Regions from separate parts of the Homo sapiens genome. Here regions 1, 2 and 3 are each linked to region 4. The links are chromatin contacts, found by Hi-C or POLR2A ChIA-PET in ENCODE. All regions are on one chromosome and are shown on one strand. The core of a region is the stretch at or near the end of the contact, and the rest is flanking DNA. Distances in the headings are between cores, read along the strand shown.

Evidence for each region. A loop is a pair of places that touch in the nucleus more often than their neighbours do. ChIA-PET counts read pairs that join two places held with the same protein, here RNA polymerase II (POLR2A). Pooled maps may share reads with other maps.
Region 1: a loop to region 4 is called in a map of DLD1, with 10 times the contacts of the local background. The contact joins two enhancer-like sites. A Hi-C loop is called at or near these places in 1 of 168 maps with a recorded cell type or tissue (DLD1) and 2 of 50 pooled maps. POLR2A ChIA-PET finds 5 or more read pairs at or near these places in 1 of 52 experiments (T-cell).
Region 2: a loop to region 4 is called in a map of HCT116, with 32 times the contacts of the local background. The contact joins two enhancer-like sites. A Hi-C loop is called at or near these places in 4 of 168 maps with a recorded cell type or tissue (HCT116, MCF 10A, dorsolateral prefrontal cortex and 1 more).
Region 3: a map of Caco-2 shows a loop between it and region 4 (4-fold over the local background). The contact joins two enhancer-like sites. A Hi-C loop is called at or near these places in 2 of 168 maps with a recorded cell type or tissue (Caco-2 and prostate gland), 2 of 37 single-sample maps with no recorded cell type and 5 of 50 pooled maps.

What each region holds. Positions count from the first base shown.
Region 1 is chr10:121,261,047-121,266,009 of GRCh38, reverse strand. The region is part of intron 1 of LOC105378523 (a long non-coding RNA gene); the gene reads left to right. Among named protein-coding and RNA genes, the nearest start is that of LINC01153, 85 kb to the right of the region's middle. Within about 2 kb of position 2,358, at least 3 of the 41 ENCODE cell types and tissues checked have a DNase peak (open chromatin) inside an H3K27ac peak, as active enhancers do.
Region 2 is chr10:121,323,011-121,327,556 of GRCh38, reverse strand. No RefSeq gene overlaps it. Among named protein-coding and RNA genes, the nearest start is that of LINC01153, 150 kb to the right of the region's middle. Within about 2 kb of position 1,521, at least 2 of the 41 ENCODE cell types and tissues checked have a DNase peak (open chromatin) inside an H3K27ac peak, as active enhancers do.
Region 3 is chr10:121,434,762-121,439,205 of GRCh38, reverse strand. No RefSeq gene overlaps it. Among named protein-coding and RNA genes, the nearest start is that of FGFR2, 160 kb to the left of the region's middle. Within about 2 kb of position 1,390, at least 2 of the 41 ENCODE cell types and tissues checked have a DNase peak (open chromatin) inside an H3K27ac peak, as active enhancers do.
Region 4 is chr10:120,943,620-120,948,028 of GRCh38, reverse strand. All of the region lies in intron 2 of LOC105378519 (a long non-coding RNA gene), which reads left to right. Among named protein-coding and RNA genes, the nearest start is that of WDR11, 94 kb to the right of the region's middle. Within about 2 kb of position 1,849, at least 8 of the 41 ENCODE cell types and tissues checked have a DNase peak (open chromatin) inside an H3K27ac peak, as active enhancers do.

The DNA.
Region 1 (4,963 bases), core at 1,109-3,608, 320 kb before region 4:
CATAAAGTTAGGATTTCAGCCTGTAATGTTGTAAGTGGACTTAGCAAAATTTACCACCAATCCAGGCATGATGCTGCTGAGCCTCCTGCGGAGAAAATGCACACAAGGCCATTCTCCCCAGTTGTCCTGTGCAATATCATCATCCTGACGGAGCAGGTGAGTGGCTGCCTCTGATTCTTGAGTGGCTGAGTAGAGCCATCCTTTAGTATGGACATCCAGCTCCTACCTCTGGGTCCATTTCCCAGAGCTGTCCTGCACTGCATCACTCACAGTCACATAATCAAAATAAGCGAACTGGTTCCTTCATGTCCCCAAGCTCAGAAAATGTTCTGTCTCCTTGTGGTGCAATGTGATGGGCCGACAGAAAATAAATAAAAACGTATTCAACCCATTAGTATTTGGAAGGCAAACATTTCCTAGTGAAAATAAAGTCTGCGACTACATGTTGAGACAGATGTTCACACTTGCTACTCTTGTTAGAGCACTTAAGAAAATAAATTCAAGATAAGAGAGGCATGGGCATTCCTGGGGCCTGTGTGTTCTCAGCTCTTCAAGTCCTTGCAAACAGTCTTCAGGGTACAAAGGGGATAAAATATAGAAATAATTTTCCCAACAATCCCACCTAAATTTTCTCAATTGAGCCAATAATTGGGGCAAATGGGATTTTAAAAAATTACATAATCTATATATAATTAATTACTTTAATGGCCTTCTTTGTTTTGCATACAAAGATTTAATGTTCTGCCAATGTGCTGGCATAGAAAGACGTGTTTGGAATACACCTTATATGGACAGCAATGAACTCAGCCAGTTTGCACTTGTTTCTCCCGTCTGGGTTTAGGCGCAGCCACACAAAGAAATTTAACTACAATCATCCCAAGATCATTGAAATATCTGGGCTTCATAACTGCTTGAAATTTTCCTGTGATAGAAATGAACTTTCCCAGTCCATTGTTTTCATTTGATGAATTTAGTGGTTGTGGATGTGTTTATTCAAGTATCATTGACATATTTTAAATAAAATGACATTTCATGAGTGATTCAGCTTGAAGTGTATTTAAGTAAATGAGAACTGCTTTCTCTCTGACAGGATTTAGAGAAAAAAATAAACTCCCAAATATTACTATATTTATAATCTTTGATTTTCTTTTATTTTTTCTTTTCTTTTCTTTATTTTTATTTTTATTTTTTATTTTTTTGAGACAGAGTCTCCCTCTGTCACCCAGGCTGGAGTACAGTGGCGCGATCTCGGCTCACTGCAAGCTCCGTCTCCCGGGTTCACGCTATTCTCCTGCCTCAGCCTCCCAAGTAGCTGGGACTACAGGCATCCACCACCATGCCCGGCTAATTTTTTGTATTTTTAGTAGAGATGTGGTTTCACCATGTTAGCCAGGATGGTCTCAATCTCCTGACCTCGTGATCTGCCCGCCTTGGCCTCCCAAAGTGCTTGGATTATAGGAGTGAGCCACTGTGCCCAGCTGTCTTTGATTTTCTTTTAAATCCCAAAAGCCTGTGCTTTATAACTTCTTTGATTCATATATTCCGTGTTTGTTGGATGTATTATATTCCAAGCAGTATATACTGCACCTTCCCATGCTTGATCTTATTTCATGTGAAAACTCTCCTCTGCCTACTTATTGTATTTTCATATTCATGAGCTCAACATAATTTTTTCTTTTAAATATATTTGTAATGAGTTCATGTTTCTATTTTTGTACTGCTGTCAATTATCAAAACACACCAAGGAGGGAAACCTGAATTAGGAATTGTCTTCTCACATTTATTTTAGAAAAGAGTCTTAGAATTGGTGACTAATTGTACCAGCATGGGGCTTATTAGCAGGTTAAAGCCCTGTGTAGGTGAATCTTTAAAGAAGGCCAAATGAATTTCTTGTGCAAATTTAAGGTTTACCAAGAAAAAAATAAACCCTTCTGTAATCATGCTGAGAAGAGATCAGGTGGTGGTGTACATGTAGGACACAAAATAAATACAAAAGGCAGGACCCCCTTTCCATTCAGCTGTGTTTTATTAATAAACCTCTAACCATCATAAGTTGCTGGGAAAGCTGTCCAGATGTTTGCAGCTCACCCCTCTTGTCGCCTGGGTCACTCCTGCAAGAGTTGCAATTTAGCTGATTTCAACACTACAGTAGCTTGATATAATTAAAGACTCAGTAGGGTGTGTTTTTAACACTATTAAGTCATGAAGGACTTTTCAGGAACCAGGAATGTTCCTTCATCGCAGTAAAGAGGGCAACATTGTCATAACACGAAGAAACCAGGGAGCTGCTTTTTAAAAAGAGTTAATGTACTCGGTGACGAATGCAATTCTGACATCAATTATGGAATCAATAAAAAAGACTGCCAGGTCCACGGAGCTTTCTTTGCCCTTTCTTGATAGAAGGTAAGACTGCAGCAGGGTCAACAAGACTGTGCTTGCTTAACCAAAGCAATAAATTGTCTCTGTCAGAATTGGATTTTAAAAGATGTTCTAAACAATCTTTTTTGGTGCTGAAATCTGTTTCTGAGCTCAATTTACCTAATTCCTGAGAACAACAAAGGCTCAAACGAGGATTTTTGTTCCACCTAAACTGCTTTTAAAATAACATATAGATATTGCTCCACAAATCTTTCAACAGCTCAGTCCTGTGAGTAAAATATGAGGCAATGGAGGAAGGCTGGGGCTGAAAGAGAATCTAGGAGCAACCGAGTTGCTGAGACAAAAATGAAGAACAGTATAGCGGCACCAGAAGGCATTTAAATAGATTGAATGGCTCAGAAGACGTTCTGAAGCTACTTTCCTGAGGCTAGGCCATGTTCAAGGTCCGTGTTCAAAACAAACCCGTGTCAAGGATGTGTTCTACCCTAGGGAGCTGGCCTGCTGTCATCCTGCAGACCTTCCCACCCAGCACCTTGAGTGGGCCTGGGCTCTCTTTAAGCTTTCAACAACCCCTCTGGGAGCACCAGGGGAGGGTGTGTGTGAAGACCTTCCACATGCTCTGTGATCGTTTATTTAAGCTTGGTTTTACTATCTAAGTACTACAGCAGTTAACGATCAGACTCAGAGACAAGTCTCATAAATCAAGACAGTGGCCTTTAAACTCCCCACTCCTTCTGTTCCGGTAACCAGGAGGGAATAGCATACCATAAGAATGGGTCGAGTGCCTCTCATGGAGCTGTGTGGGGAACCCCAAAGTTGCCATCGACATGTTACAGTGAAATGTTCACAGGAGGTGATGGGGGGTGTGTGGTCAGAAAGAATCAGGAGCCTTCTGTGTTGTGGTCACATGATGCCCACCTCGGGAGACCTAAACCGCTGTTTGCCCAGATCTGGAATGTTTCAGGCATTTTGAGGTAGCCCAGGGGGTGAAAAGGACCCAAAAGAGAGTCACAAAACTATGATTGAAGGTTTCAGGAGCAAGAGTAGTGTGCAAGTTCTAGGTCAAGGATGTGAAGTGTGGCCTGGTCAAAGGCTGACTTGTGATTATTGTCAGCAGAGAAATATTTGAAGGGCCCAGACAGCCAGGTGAGGACAACGTTGTTTTGTTTCTGCACTGCCTGGGAGGGGTGCAGACCATGAATTATGTCCATTAGGCCAGGGAGTGTTCAGTATGGCAATCCAGGCATGTGTCTGAATGAAAATCCAACTGGATCCTGGACTGGCTTTGGCAAATTAAGGACTTGTTTTCCCCTGGATGCCTGGCCTAAGACTAAATTCACCCCATGGGAATGCCTGTTTCGGGCTGTCATGAAGAGGAGCGCCCTGATCTAATTGAAACCTTGGTTCCTGACTCGATCCAATTAGCATGCCTGGTTAGTTGAGTTCCTTTGGGGACTAGAGGATTCAAGTGACCAGAGGCAATGGAAAGTTCCCATTTTGAGCTGGAAGTAAACCAGATGTTGAGAATGCGACTGGCTGTCAGTGTTGATCCTGGTTCACATGAGATGGCTCCTTGCAGATGCATGGGCTAATCAAAGCCAACTGGCTGTCTGGTTTTATATAGACCTGGTCCTCTTGTCTAATCGCCGCCCCTTACCAATAATGACTCAGCCTTTAAACAAGCTTAATTGTAATTCAGCTTGAGGATTCACTAATCTTTTACTGAGCACCTACTATGTGTCAGGCACCACGCATGAGACATTTGGGGTATGCATGAGATGCTCTCCATAGCAAGATCTTTAAGGCCACACACATGACCTGGCCTTGACCTAGCTCTTCAGCCACATCTTGTGCCACCTGATGCCTTTGGTGCTGCAATCACACTGGTCTCAGGGCCTTTGCATGTACTGCCTCTCTACTTGGAATGCACTTGCTCTTCCCACAGCTGCATGCATCCCATCTTTCAGGACACAAGTGCCTTCCCTGAAATACCCCTTCTAGAGTAGATTCCCCACCCAAGCGTCCAAGAGACAACAATAGTAATAGTAACTATTACATCCTAACCCTACTTATCCTATTTTCCCTTTGTATCCCTTATGATAATTTGCAATTCTTTTACGTTTCTTTGCCCAGTAAAGCATATTGGCTTAGAGTGTGAACTGTGGGGTCAGATTGCCTTGACTCAAATCTTGACTGCAATTCCCTGGCTCTGTGTCTGTCATTAAGAACCTCAGTGCCTCATTTCCTCATTTGTAAAACAGTATTGATAACAATAGTTTCCTTTTCATGTCACTTAAATCCATTAGTTTCTGTCTTATAGTCTAGATCATCTGCTTACCACAACATTAATTTATCTATGAATAGACAGAAAGTAACTCACAAGACAATCTCAAAAACTTGTATTCTTAAACTATGATTATTAAAATAACTATCTTTATCAAGTGGAGCAATTTACAACTACAAAATTGTTGTAAATTGTGCCACTATAAAATTGTGGTAAATTGCTCCACTTGAGATTTTGCTTGCCTGTAAAATATATAAAAATAATCCAAGAATTGGGAAAAGATGGTTAATTTCCAAGCTC
Region 2 (4,546 bases), core at 272-2,771, 380 kb before region 4:
GCTCACTGCAATCTCTGCTTCCTGGATTCAAGCGATTGTCCTGTCTCAGCCTCCTGAGTAGCTGGGACTACAGGCACGTGCCACCACATCCGGCTAATTTTTTGTATTTTTAATAGAGTTGGGGTTTCACCATGTCAGCCAGAGATGGTCTTGATCTCCTGACGTCGTCATCTGCCGGCCTCGGCCTCCCAAAGTGCTAGGATTACAGATGTGAGCCACCGCGCCCACCCTAAATTGTACATTTTAAGTGGTTTTATTTTATATCAATTTTACCCCAATATATTAGTGAAAAAAAATACGGACAACTACTTATGGTTTAATGAGGACTATATGAGAAGTGTGGTCCCAGCACTGTAGGGACATGGGCGGAGAGAGACTGCCCCTGTCTAGGGGTGTTGGAAAGGACAGGTTTGTGGAAGGAGATGACCTCATCTGTAAGGATCTTGAAAGAAGGGTGCTCCACGTAGAGGGAGGTATGAGTATGGAAATGTGAATAAGCATGATTTGCTTTTGAAACATGAGACCTCTTACCTCTTGCAAGGTTGGCAAGTAGAACAGGCTAAAAATGGCGTAATGAAATTAAAAGAGCAAACTAACATTTATTGGGCATCACTATGGGCCAGGCAGCATGTTAAGGACTTTGTGTCCATTAGGTTAATTCTCCCAACAATTCTAATTTCTTTTTTTCTTTTTGTTGAGACAGAGTCTTGTTCTGTTGCCCAACCTGGAGTGCAGTGGCATGATCTTGGCTCACTGCAACCTCCACCTCCCAGGTTCAAGTGATACACCTGCCTCAGCCTCCTGAGTAGCTGGGATTACAGGATGTGCCACCACACCTGGCTAACTTTTGTATTTTTTTTAGTAGAGACAGGGTTTCACCATGTTGGTCAGGCTGGTCTCAAAATCCTGACCTCGTGATCCGCCCTCCTTGGCCTCTCAAAATGCTGGGATTACAGACGTGAGCCACCGTGCCTGGCCAACTTTAATTTCTTTTTCCAGTTTTCATCACTGATGTAGCTGGTGTGAGAGAAGGCAATTTGTCCAACGTTGTGTGGAATCTTCATTTGCACAACTATATCTAAAGAGCACACACAGAGGTGGGTGTTTGTAAAAAGATGAGCATGAGGTGTCATCCCTCCTGCTTAATGCCCCTTTATAAATTCCAACCTGCATTCAGGGATGGCAGGAGAAGCTTAGTTCTTAGAACCAAATATAAATGTGTGTGTTATCGATCTCCTGTGTGTTAGGTTACAGGAGACAGTTGTGAGATGGTGCTACTTTTTATTACAGTAGTAAAAATAGTTAAAATATGTTTAAGCAGACCTAGACCAGACTTCGGTGGGTCACAGGTTCAACAGAACACAGTTTGGAAACCACTGCTCACATTGTTTTATCAGACACTATTCAGTCTTGTTCAATCATATCATGTAAGTTTGCGAGTAGATTACAATCTTACTGTGACTCACATATGAGTCATTTCTCAGCATGTTACCTGTAATATGTGTTCAAAAATTTATTGTTCAAACACAAGGTTATTCTTTTGTCCTCAGGACTCCTGAGAGTCAAACCTGATGAGTTGATCATTTCTCCAACTCATTGTATACTTCTGTAATGTCTCTTTATGAGCAATTTCCCTTTTGACCTTTGTAACTGCTGGAAGATTCTTTATAGTTCTCCTATATCCCTCATATCATCGTTAAAATATGTTTCATTTTAGAATGATTTTAGATTTACAAAAAAATTGCAAAGATAATAGAGTTCCTGTATACCTCACACCTAGTTTCCCCATTATTGACTTTTTTTTTTTGGTAGAGTCTTGCTCTGTCACCCAGGCTGGAGTGCAGTGGCATGACCTCAGCTCACTGCAATATCTGCCTCCCGGTATCAAGCAATTCTTCTGCCTCAGCCTCCAGAGTAGCTGGGATTACACACATGTGTCACCATGCCCAGCTAGTTTTTGTATTTTTAGTAGAGATGGGGTTTCACCATGTTGGCCGGGCTGGTCTCAAACTCCTGAACTCAAGTGATCTGCCTGCCTCAGCCTCCCAAAGTGCTGGAATTACAGGCATGAGCCACCATGCCTAGCCGACATGTTTTATTAGTGTGGTACATTTGTCATAACAAATGAATTAGTATTAGTATATTGTTATTATTAAGTGCATGTGCTATTCTGATTTCCGTAGCTTTCATCTAATCTCGTTTTTTGGTTTCAGGATCCTATCGAGGATCCCACCCAGGATCTCATATCATGTTTAGCTGTCATGTCTCCTAAGGTTCCCCTTGATAGTGACAGTTTCTCAGACTTCCCTTGTTTTCAATGACTTTCCTCATTTTGATCTGAAATACTGGTCAAGTATGTCATAAAATGTCCCTCAATTGGAATTTTTTTTTTCTGATTTTTTTTTTCATGCTCAGGGTAGGGTTATGGGTTTGGGGGAGGTAAGGTGCTATTCTCATCATACCGTGTCTAGGGTACATTCTATCAACATGACTCATGGCTGTTGATGTTGACATTAACTGCCTGCTGAGGAGTGTTTGCCAGGCCTCTCTGCTGCAAAGCAGGTTACTCCTTTCCCTGCTTACATACTGTGCTCCTGAGAAGGAAGCCACCGGGTAAGGTGCACACTGGAGTGGAATGTTATGTTCCACCTCCTTGAGCTTTAGACCAGGGGTCCCCCACCCCTGAGTCACAGACCAGTACTGGTCCGTGGTCTGTGAGGAACTGGGCGGCACAGCAGGAGGTGAATGGCAGGTAGGTGAGCATTACCACCTGAGCTCCGCCTCCTATCAGATCAGTGGCAGCATTAAATTCTCATAGGAGCGCGAGCCCTACTGTGAACTGTGCATGGGAGGGATCTAGGTTGCACACTCCTTATGAGAATTTAATACCTGTTGATCTAAGGTGGAACAGTTTCATCCTGAAACCATCTCCCCACCCTCCTGATCTGTGGAAAAATAGTCTTCCATGAAACCAGTCACTGGGGCCAAAAAGGTTGGGGACTTCCGCTTTAGACCATCAAAACATTTTCTCCTTTCTGTTCTCAATGAAGGAGGGCATTTGGCCAGTACAAAGGAGAAATGTCTACCTGGGAAGTGGGGGCTGCTGTTCACTGCATCACTGACCTCTATGTGCTACATACCATTAGTGCCCCCTGCCTTCAGATGGGACAAAAGTGCCCCAAGACGTTTCCAAATATCTCCTGGGGGGCAAGATTCTCCCATCTCTAGCCTCTGGTTGAGAACTACTGCCTTACAGTAAATCGTGGTACTGAGATGACACTGCAAAGAAAGATCTAAAAGTTACATGTATGTTAAAATAGAATATTTCTTCCCCAGGCACAAAACTGGGGAATGCCCCCATTCATGAGTTAAACTTGACAGAAAACTCAGGAAATATATATATTTATTTAGTTTCAAAGTACTGCCCAATTCCAGGGACATAGAACACAGAATGAATGGTTGTGTTTTCATGCATGCAATTCATAGGATACAGCATGAATGGTGCCACCTGAAATTGTGCAAGGCAATGGCCCTGAATTTTCAATCCTAAAGACATTTCTAGCATGCTTCTCCCTTTGTGTTAGTCAGGAGGGATAAGGTTATGCATGTTAACAAACATCCACCACATTTTAGTGACTTAAAATATCTAAGATTTCTCATTCAGGCTACATGTCCTATGAGGGTCACAGATGATTCTGCTCCTTACAGATATTCAGAAACCCAGGCTGTTGGAGGCTTTGTCTTTCATGTTATTCAACAATCTTTATAGCAGAGAAAAGTGAGTGCTGCAGTATCTTACACTCATGATTATATCTTTCTGGAAGGGACAGTCATCAGACTGCACACTTTTCATTGGTCAAACCAAGCCACAAGGCTATGCCTAACTTCAAGAGACCATGAAAAAACAATCTCACCATGTACCTGGAAGGAGGTGACTCAGGGTTCTTGTGAACAGCCCTAATAACCATCACAGCTTTGAAATTACAAAACATGGTACTATCATGACTAAGCTGTTATGGAAGAATCAATATATAAATAATTCATCGGATGCCATCCTGCCTTCATGACAAGACCTCAAAAATATTTGTGGAATAAAATGGGCATCTCAAAACATCCAGAATTTTTTCAGGGAGAGAAAAGTTACAAAAGGAGTCATCAGCATAGCAGATGTTTCAACCAAGTCTAAACCAAGATTTGGGGTTTGTTTGGGTTTACAACTGTGTCATGACTTAATATCCCATGGCTAAATATAATGTCTTAATATTTATCCCCATTGGAGAAAGTGGTGGAATCGGAGTTTGGTGTGAAGGTTTCTCTACGTGTGTCTTTGGGAGGAAGGTTGGAGATGGTAGTGACCCACCCCCTCCTTCCCAGCCTGCCTCCATGGACCATGAGGTCTGAGCCCTGGTGAGAGAGAAAGCTGCAAACGAAGAGCTGAAGGAGCTGTTTCAACAAAGCACTTGTAAGATTCTGAACATCAGTAGTGTGGCTTAGGTGCTTTGATGGTGATGGACCACTGTAGACTGCAGAAGAAGAGTCACCTCCT
Region 3 (4,444 bases), core at 141-2,640, 490 kb before region 4:
ATCTTTGCAACCATGGCTCCCAGCCCCACTGTTTCTTCAGGTGGCAGTGTCAAGGGGAAAGGAGCCCTGGGTCCTTTTTTTTTATTTAAAAAAAATTTTTTTAGATGGCTCATAAAGCCACCTCCTTTTTTGAGGAAGGGGTATGAATCTCAGGGAGGGTTCCTGCTACAAGGCCACTTGGCATCACCCTTGGCTCTGCTTGGAGCAGCCTCCAGGCAGTGACATTTCAATTGCTGCAAGTCTGGAGCTGTATTATGCCATGTGTATCAGGAGAGTAATTGGATAAATTGGCCCTGGAGGGGTTTTGGTAACCATTACTTTCAGTTATTTTGTGATCCCCCCCACAGGGGAAGAGTGGGTCCTTTTCTTCAACTGCAGCATGAAGCAGGCTGTACGCAGCCCCATCACCTACCTCAGCTACAGAGCAGATCCGATGGCCTTAGGGGACCAAAAGCTGGGGAGCGGCTGGGTGTTGTACCTTTGCTTTCTCCTTTCTGCTGCAGGTGAACCCTGTACCACTTAAGCCTGATGTCCATGGCTGTTCTCAGCAACTTCCAAGCATTACTTTCAGTTATTTTGTGACCTTTGATGAGGCAGCTACTTCTTTCTCCTCCCAGCCTCAGATAAGGGATGACACAATTCAGAGAATGAGAGAGTCAAATTCTTGTGGTTTGGGCTTAAAAGGAGAACTAGATGAAGAGTTAGGTTATGGGGTCCCCATGCTCTCAGGACTGGGGAGATGCCCCAGAGAAGCAAGAGAGGTTGGGTTTAGCTGGGTCCTCCAGAGGGGACTGTGCATCCTGCCCAGGACCTGGGGAAATGGTGGTAAAACCAGAAACCCCAGGCAGGTGGCGGGGATCTGCGATCCAGGGCATCCACGCCTCCCATCGCCCGGGGTCTCTGGTTCTGGAGTAGAATGATCTGTCCAGTGATCTTAGGGAGGCTGACCTGAGGCTGCTTTACAGGAGGTCTCTGAATCCAGAGGTGAATTTAATTGTTAGATGACTTAAGGTTTAAACAATTTGAGACCCTCTTTAGAAAACAAAATTAGAAATGATAAATTTCAGATGAGATACAGGCAGTGTCTCTTTTGGGGGTGATGAAATGTTCTGGAATTTGTGTGATCATTGGACACGTCTGCAAATATACTACAAAACACCGAATTGTCCACTTTAAAAGGGTGAATTTTATGGCATGTGAATTAGTTATAATTAAAAAAATATATTGTTAAAAAAATCAAGTAAGGGTTCTAGAAGGGGCCCAACCTGAGAGGGCCTGCAGCAAAGCTTTGCCCACTTCACGGTGCAAACTCTGCAGTCCAGTATGGCTAAGAGTGGCGTGGGCAGAGGGCCAGAGGCAGGAGAGTCCTGCTAGTAGCTGCTGTGTGGACAGATGGCCCCCTTGAGGATCAGATCCTTCCCCTTCTCTGGCCTACCTCCCACAGCCAGGCCCGAGTGAGCCTCCAGGAACTTCCATGCAATCTTGGAGGAAACAGAGTGGGAATTAACGGGGATGAGGCTTCAGCTTTGTGGGATGGGACCAGGAAAACAAAGAAGCCACATGTCTTGTACTCCTGATTTTGACCCAGCCTGTGTATACAAGCTCTGGCTTTGAGGGGCTCAATGACCAGGCCTCTCTCCGGCCCTGCAGCCAGGAAGGCTGACCAGAGGAACCCTGCTTCTACCCCTGTGAGGTTTTTTTTTGTTTTGTTTTTTGGGTTTTTTTGGGGTTTTTTTTTTTTTTTTGGATGGAGAAAATGCCTGCAGTCTGGGCAAACAGACGAGGCTCTTTGGAGGCCAGGGATATGCCACTGTCATATTTATAATATAATGCTTGTTTATCTTGAATCGGACCCGGCTCTCTGCATAACTTCTGTTCCTCACATTTTGAAGATTTGGGCCCAAAACACATTTCAGGGAATAAGGAGAAAGCCCTTGTTTGAAAATGAACCAGCAAAATAAATCATTGTGTTTCTGAAACAATGCCCACTGCATACTTTTCAATTCTGAGCTTTGGCAGCAGCGTTTTTAAAAAGCACACACACAAAACCTATCACATAATTCTTTCTGAAAGGCTCATTCAGCAGGCCTGCCTTTCAGTTCCCAGCCCCCTCTTTCTTCTCTCTTTTTTTCATCTATTTTAAACCAGCCCTTCTGGTGAGAGGGCAAGTGTACATACAGCCTTCCATTGTGTTTGTAAAACAGAGCCATATCAGTTGAGAAGTAATGATAACATTTGTAGTTATGCAAGTGGAGATAACAGTAATCAGATCTCTGCTCTGGGCAAAAAATCCTAGTGGCCAGAACCTAACAATGGGTTAGGGTGTTATGTTGAAAGGTGAGGGAGTTGTGTTTGTGTGTTTTTGTTTTAGCAAAGCACCAAGCCCTTTGTTTTTCCTGCTGGAGGATCTCCTAGTTAAAGCCCTTCCGAAGCTGACCGGTTAAGGAGACCCTTTCCTAAATGGAGATCTGTGGTTCCTCTGCTCACTCGAGTTTTCCTGGCTATTTTTTCTGGCGTCAAGTGATTTAGGGTTTCCTCTGCTTTCCAGCAGGTAATGTGACCTCTCCAGATTAGAAGGAGCTGAGGCTAATGTATTCGCTCAAGCAGAGGCCAGTGGAATGATAGCATCAGTTTGCACTGCCATTTGGGTTTTTTAAAAAGAAAGGTGTTGTTCTGGAGTTGCCCTTATTCTTTCCAAATCTGATTCCCCTGTGGCGGTTTCTGTTGCATTTTTCCTCAAACAACATGCAAATATATTGATACCTGGGAGTTTAAACAACGGCAAGAACTGGAAGGTGCAATTTCCAAGAAATGCCAGGCCCAAAACAGCACCCAGCCGTGTCTGGATTTGACATAATGGAGACCAAGGTTCTCAAAATGTGAGCTGTATTTAGAGATCACGAAGTTAACTCCTGATTAGGTGTTGGATATCTGAGTTTCTCTGCTGGTTGGTTTCTCTGATTTCATTTTGGGGTTGCCATTTACTTATTTTGGTTGGGGGAAGTAGTAGCCTTGGGTTCTCCAGATGTAGCAAAGAATATCTTAGTGTAGACCAAGTGCCCCATCATAGAATGGCTGTCAAGAGACATATCCTGATTCTTATCCGACTTAGGCAGAACGTTGGATCCACAATAACCGTAATTCTCAATAAAATGGAGGCCCAGATATTTTTGTCTTCTGCTCTGAAGCGTTCCTAATTACATTAGAGATAAAATGCAGGTTTTTCTACTTTTCTTCTGGACACCTGAAGAAATGCTCCATTTTGCTCTCCTTTCCTACTCTTATTTACCCAGAAAAGAAACTGGAAAAAATATGAATGTAGACATGGAATTGCGAAAAGCAGCCACATAATCCATGAATTGCTTAGGGGTGGGGACTGGGGCGGCAGGAGGACTTGTATGAAGAAATCCAGTTCTGTTTTATTTTTCAAAGTTACATTTTCTTCCCTGTCTCCAGACATAAGTTTTTGAATTAAAAATTATACTTTGAATGATGTGCAGATGTTGGCATCTTAAAACCAAATACTGTTGTCCCGTGGGTTGCTAAGCAACCTGTGCAACCAAATCAGCTCGGGTTTGAAAATGGAAACAATTTCAAGAGATAAGAAAATGAAGCCCCATCCCTGAGTGTGAGGCGGAGGGCTGGGGTAGGATGGACTCTTCCCATTGCCTGCCCTGGTTAGAAGTGTGGCTCTTCTGGCTTTTGTGGCTTGAACATGCATTTTAATTTCATTGTGTCAATTCTCATTAACTGTCTATATGGAATCCCCTTTTTGGTTTTCAGAAATAATTAAGTAAAAAGCCCTTTCACTCACTGCATTTTTTGGCATTGATAAAGGCATTTGAGGCATTTCAGACAATGCGGGAGCGAGTATCAGAGCAAGTCTTTGAAGATGTTCTTTAAAGACGGCCCTGACAAACAGTGGCAAACAGACCAATTAACCCCAGAATCTAAGTCCTGGCTGCTTTAAACTCCCTTCAAAAGAAATTAGCTCTAATGTTAATAAAGTGGGTGTTAGACCATTTTGGAACATCAACTTCAACAGACTGAGTCAATTGGAATGGAATTATTACATCGTCTTGCCAAAAGAGGAGCCCAGGGCTGGTGTGAATTTTTGTTACAGTTACTGTCTGAAAATTAGAAAAAAATTCCAAACCTTAGTTGGAACAAAAACTCCCAAGTGGGATAACACAGGTTTATGTAATATTTTTTAAAATATTAGCTTTAAAAAACAAAAAGACTCAGGAAAGGTAGAAAAGAAAATGCCCAGAAGTGTGTCCTCGAATGTTGGGATTTGTGGTTAGAATGAGGATTGCATTCAGGCCCCGGCCCCGCAGTGACACGGCTCACTGCTACTTGGTCGCTTGCGCAGGAAGGCCTGGAGCTCAAGTTGTGACTCCTTGCTGATTTTTCAGATCCCAGGAGAGGAAGACCAAGAGCGGCA
Region 4 (4,409 bases), core at 600-3,099:
CCTGCACGTTGTGCACATGTACCCTAAAACTTCAAGTATAATATAAAAAAAAAAAAAGGATCATCCCCTTATCTCCAGCTCTGGTCTCCGGAGGCCCGTGTGGCTGGAGCAAAAAAGGCAATGGGCCGGTGGAGTCTTGTTTAGTGGGGACGCCGTGGTCAGCTCTGAGCTGTTCCTACTGTTCTTAGTGGAGGTAGCAAGACCCCCGTCTCTCCTGGTGGGTAGTGTGGATGTCGCACAGACAGAAGCTCAGGTGGCAAAGGGTCGTGGAAACTTCTGCACCTTCCAGAATACGTGGGTCCATGGACGTGGACCCACGGCCACGTTAAGGCTCATGTTCATTTGTTCAGTTCACTTATTTAATTCATTTGTTCAGTGGTTCCTTCATTAATTCAGTCAATAATATTGTCTTGAGCACTTACTGTGTGCCAGAACCCAAGGTCGGGGCTAAGGATAGAAAAGAGAACTCGGGAGGCTGAAGCAGGAGAATCGCTTGAACCCGGGAGGCGGAGGTTGCAGTGAGCCGAGATCACCACTGCACTCCAGCCTGGGTGACAGAGTGAGAGTCTCCGTCTCAAAAATAGAAAAAAAAAAGAAAGAAAGAAAGAAAGAAAAAGTAACAGAAAAGATGGCTTACAGTCTTTCTTGCCAGTCTCATGAGGCCAGAATATTTGAAAAAAGCATAAATTAAGATACACAGGATTATGAAACAAACCGATTATACTGTCATGCAGTTATCAAAATATTTTTAAGTGGTGCTATACTCGTATATGTTCTTCGTTGATAGAGGATGTAACAGGATCTACAGACCAATCTATTAACTACAGTCATTTCAAAATAGTGATTAGCCCAGCTGATATTTTGAGATAACTGCATCAACTACGACGTGATAGAAAAACAGCTGTGATTTCTGTTGGAGACAAAGTCACAGACACTGCTAATACACTGTGGCTTGTTGCCGATTTTCATAATTGAGTAAATTGTTAAATCTCAGACAGTGAAAATAATGATATAAATATTTTCCTGTCCAAGTTCATAGACCCCCCTCCTCCAGATTTTATTCACAGACTCCTCGATTAAAAAGCCAGATCGGTGAGCAGAAATAAACAGGGTGAGTGTGGACAGTGATGAGCACTTGGAGGAAATCAACAGGGAGAGAGACTAACGATAAAATCAGAAGGGAGGCCCTGTGTGGGATGCAATGGTCGGGAAACGCCTGGATGAGACCACAGTTCACTCTAAAAGCCCCATACAGAGGTCGGAAACAGCTACCAGGGACTCTGATTTAGCCTGTAAATCTGCACAGTCTTCTTGAACATTTAGATCTGGTGTTCAGGACTGGACTCGGCTTTTGACCACAAGGCCTCCCAATCCGGGAAGTCCAGGTCAGCCTCGTGGACATCCAGAGATTTCATCCCAGGGCACTGAAAGTGAAATCTCTGCCTGGGCCCTGAAGCCACTTGATTTTGCAACTTTACCACCTAAACTTTCCTGGGTCACTCTTGGGGCAACCCATCCAGGGCAAGGGTAGTTTGCATGGCAAATGGAACTTTCCAAAGTTTAACTTGAAAAAGATGGTCGGCATCGGTGTCCTATTTAGAAACCAGGCTCCTTCCAGCCTGGGGATCCCCTGAACCTTCCAGATCTTTATCCAACTTTCATTCAAGCTGTGATTCCCCGGTGCCCCTTCTAAGCCAGCAGCTGTGTGACATCTCTGTTCTCATCCACCCATTTCCAGGCAGCAGCGTGTTGGGGGTGGTTAGGGAGTGTAGTGCTGGGTCACAGGCAGCCTTTGTAACTGCATATGAACCAGTGTGGCAAGCTTGCAGGATGATGTCAGAGCTGGCACCGGCAAAGAACAACTTTGTTGACAAGAAGATTAATTAGACAAATGTAGTGCCCATCAGTTATTGCCACCGCCTCCTCGGGGGTCAGCTCTAGTCAGGCCTTTGCTAGAGATTTTTTTTTTCATCTTTTTAGAGAAAGCTTAATCTCCTAACAAGGCAGCCAAGAAACAGTTCATGGCGTGCCAGAAGAGCAAGTGCATACAAGCATGTTCTGAAGTGAGGGTGCCTGCACACCGCCAGGCTGCAGGGCTGGGGCTGGCCCAGGCTTGGAGCCAACTGGGCCTCTTCCTTCTACCTGTACAGACCCAGCCCCAGGAAGCGTGTTGAGCCCCGAATCCTTCCTCACAAGAGAAGACACCCATTTGTGAGCTCTCTTGGCCTCTCTTCCTCTCTTTCCTGGGAGAGCTGCCCCTTTCATGGAGGGGCGGGCAGACAGCCATGCAGGGTCTTCAGAGCTCGGAGGCTTCCGCCACCTACACCTTCCCTCTTTATCCAAAAGGCACCTGCCCCATTGTCCCATTGTGGGAAGAGGCAATGAATGAATTGCTGAGTGGTAGCGGCCTTATTCATCATTCATCAAATACTCAGTAGGTTTATGGGCATATTATATCCCAGCAACACTGCAGTAAAGGAATGATTCCCATGTATCAGGCCCTGGCCCTGGGGAAGGGGTTATATTCTAGAGGGGGAGGCATGGCAATGAGTAAAATAAATACTCCAAGAAGCTCATCTGCACCAGTGGTAAAGGCCAAGAAGGAGCTAGGAGAGGGGATGTGGTGTTGAGGGCCGGGAGATGGCAGCCATTTTGGAAAAGGTGCCCCTGAGGAGGTGAAATTGAATTGAAACTTGAGGAGGGAGAGAATCTGTGGGGAAGAGCTGACTTCCTGTTGGCTGCAGGGGACAGGAAACTGAGAGTGCCAAGGGAGGGGATGTTCTGTGGATATCTGTTGACTGCATGAATAAAACAAAATGTTTCCAAGCTGTGCTTCTCACACTTTAGTGTTGTGTTAGAATCCTTGGGAAGGAGGGTCTTGTTAAAACATAGATGTCCAGCTCCACTGATTCAGAAGGGCTGGTGCAGGGCCCAGAGAGCTGCATTTTAACAGCCCCCGCCTCCAGGCAGCCCTCCCAGTCCCTCCTGGAGCCCCATCTCCAGGCAGGCGCTCAGCCCTGGATTGCAGCCCTGTCTGTCTGTCAGGCCTACCTGAGGTTTCAGAAAGGCCTCACAGTCAGGCTCCCAGGGGCCCAAAGCCAGTGTGGCTTCAGTGGGACCAACCTGACAGCTCCTTATAACTCTAAGGCCTCCACCTCCCACTGGCCAGCAAGGAGCCCTGGTGGGCAGGGGTGGGGCCTGCTCTGTCTCATCAGGCTATGCCCTATCTAGGGCAAGGGGTCCCTGGGGCTGGGGATGGGCTTCCCCTGGATCCTGTACCCTGCCTTTTAGAGTCACGGATACCTGGAACCCTGAGCCAACCTCCAGGTTTGTGTGGGCCTCTCTCCCTGGGTCCATCATTCTTCTGTGGGTGATGGCTCAGCTGGAACTGGGTGGGGGCGTGGATATGTGGGGCTAGTGGGTATACACACCTGTACACACACACACACGTGTGTGCACTAAAAAGCCAAGTGGGGTGAGGCGTGAAGGGGGTAGGCTGCAGCCTGGCTCTCTGTGCTGCCTTTTTTCGAAAGTCAACTCCTCAGAATTCTAAATTCAAACCTTGCCTTCATGATGATGAAGATGTATTTACCAAGGTAGAAAAATTATGGGTTTTATCTTCTAACAACTGATTGGATTGGTAACCTTTTTTTTTTTTGAGACGGAGCCTTACTCTGTCACCCAAGCTGGAGTGCAATGGCGTGACCTTGGCTCACTGCAACCTCCACCTCCTGGGTTCAAGCGATTCTCCTGCCTCGGCCTCCCAAGTAGCAGGGATTACAGGTGCACGGCGCCGTGCACGGCGCCATGCCCGGCTAATTTTTTTTGTATTTTACTAGAGACGGGGTTTCACTGTGTTGCCCAGGCTGGTCTCGAACTCCTGAACTCAGGCAGTCCACCCGCCTCGGCCTCCCAAAGTGCTAGGATTACAGGCATGAGCCACTATGCCCGGCCCCGGATTGATAACTTTTTAATAATTGACACATGGTATGGGAACTTCGCTTTTATTCTCATCTTGGGCCCCCAGAATGTTAGGATGATTGGAGAGAGTTGCAGGGAAGGTACCAGAACCAAGGAATTTTCCCCGTGGATGAGAAGTATGATTCCAAGAACGGAGACTGTGAATTCCCAGTGTTGCCTGCCACCTATCTCTTCATCTTCACCACCCAGGCTTAACCTCCAGGCCAGAGATTGTCCAGGTCTGGTTGGGCAAACCACCCTCAGCGTCTGTTTAGCACGTGGATTCCAGGACCGCACCCAAACCTGATGAATGGGGTCCCTGGAGGTGGGGCTTGGGAGGCAGAATTTTCTGCCCCCTCCTGGTGACTTAGAGGCACCAGGAAATGTGAAATCCACGGTGGGGGAGAGGTGTGGGCCCTTCATTCTGATGGATCCACACTTGGAAACGA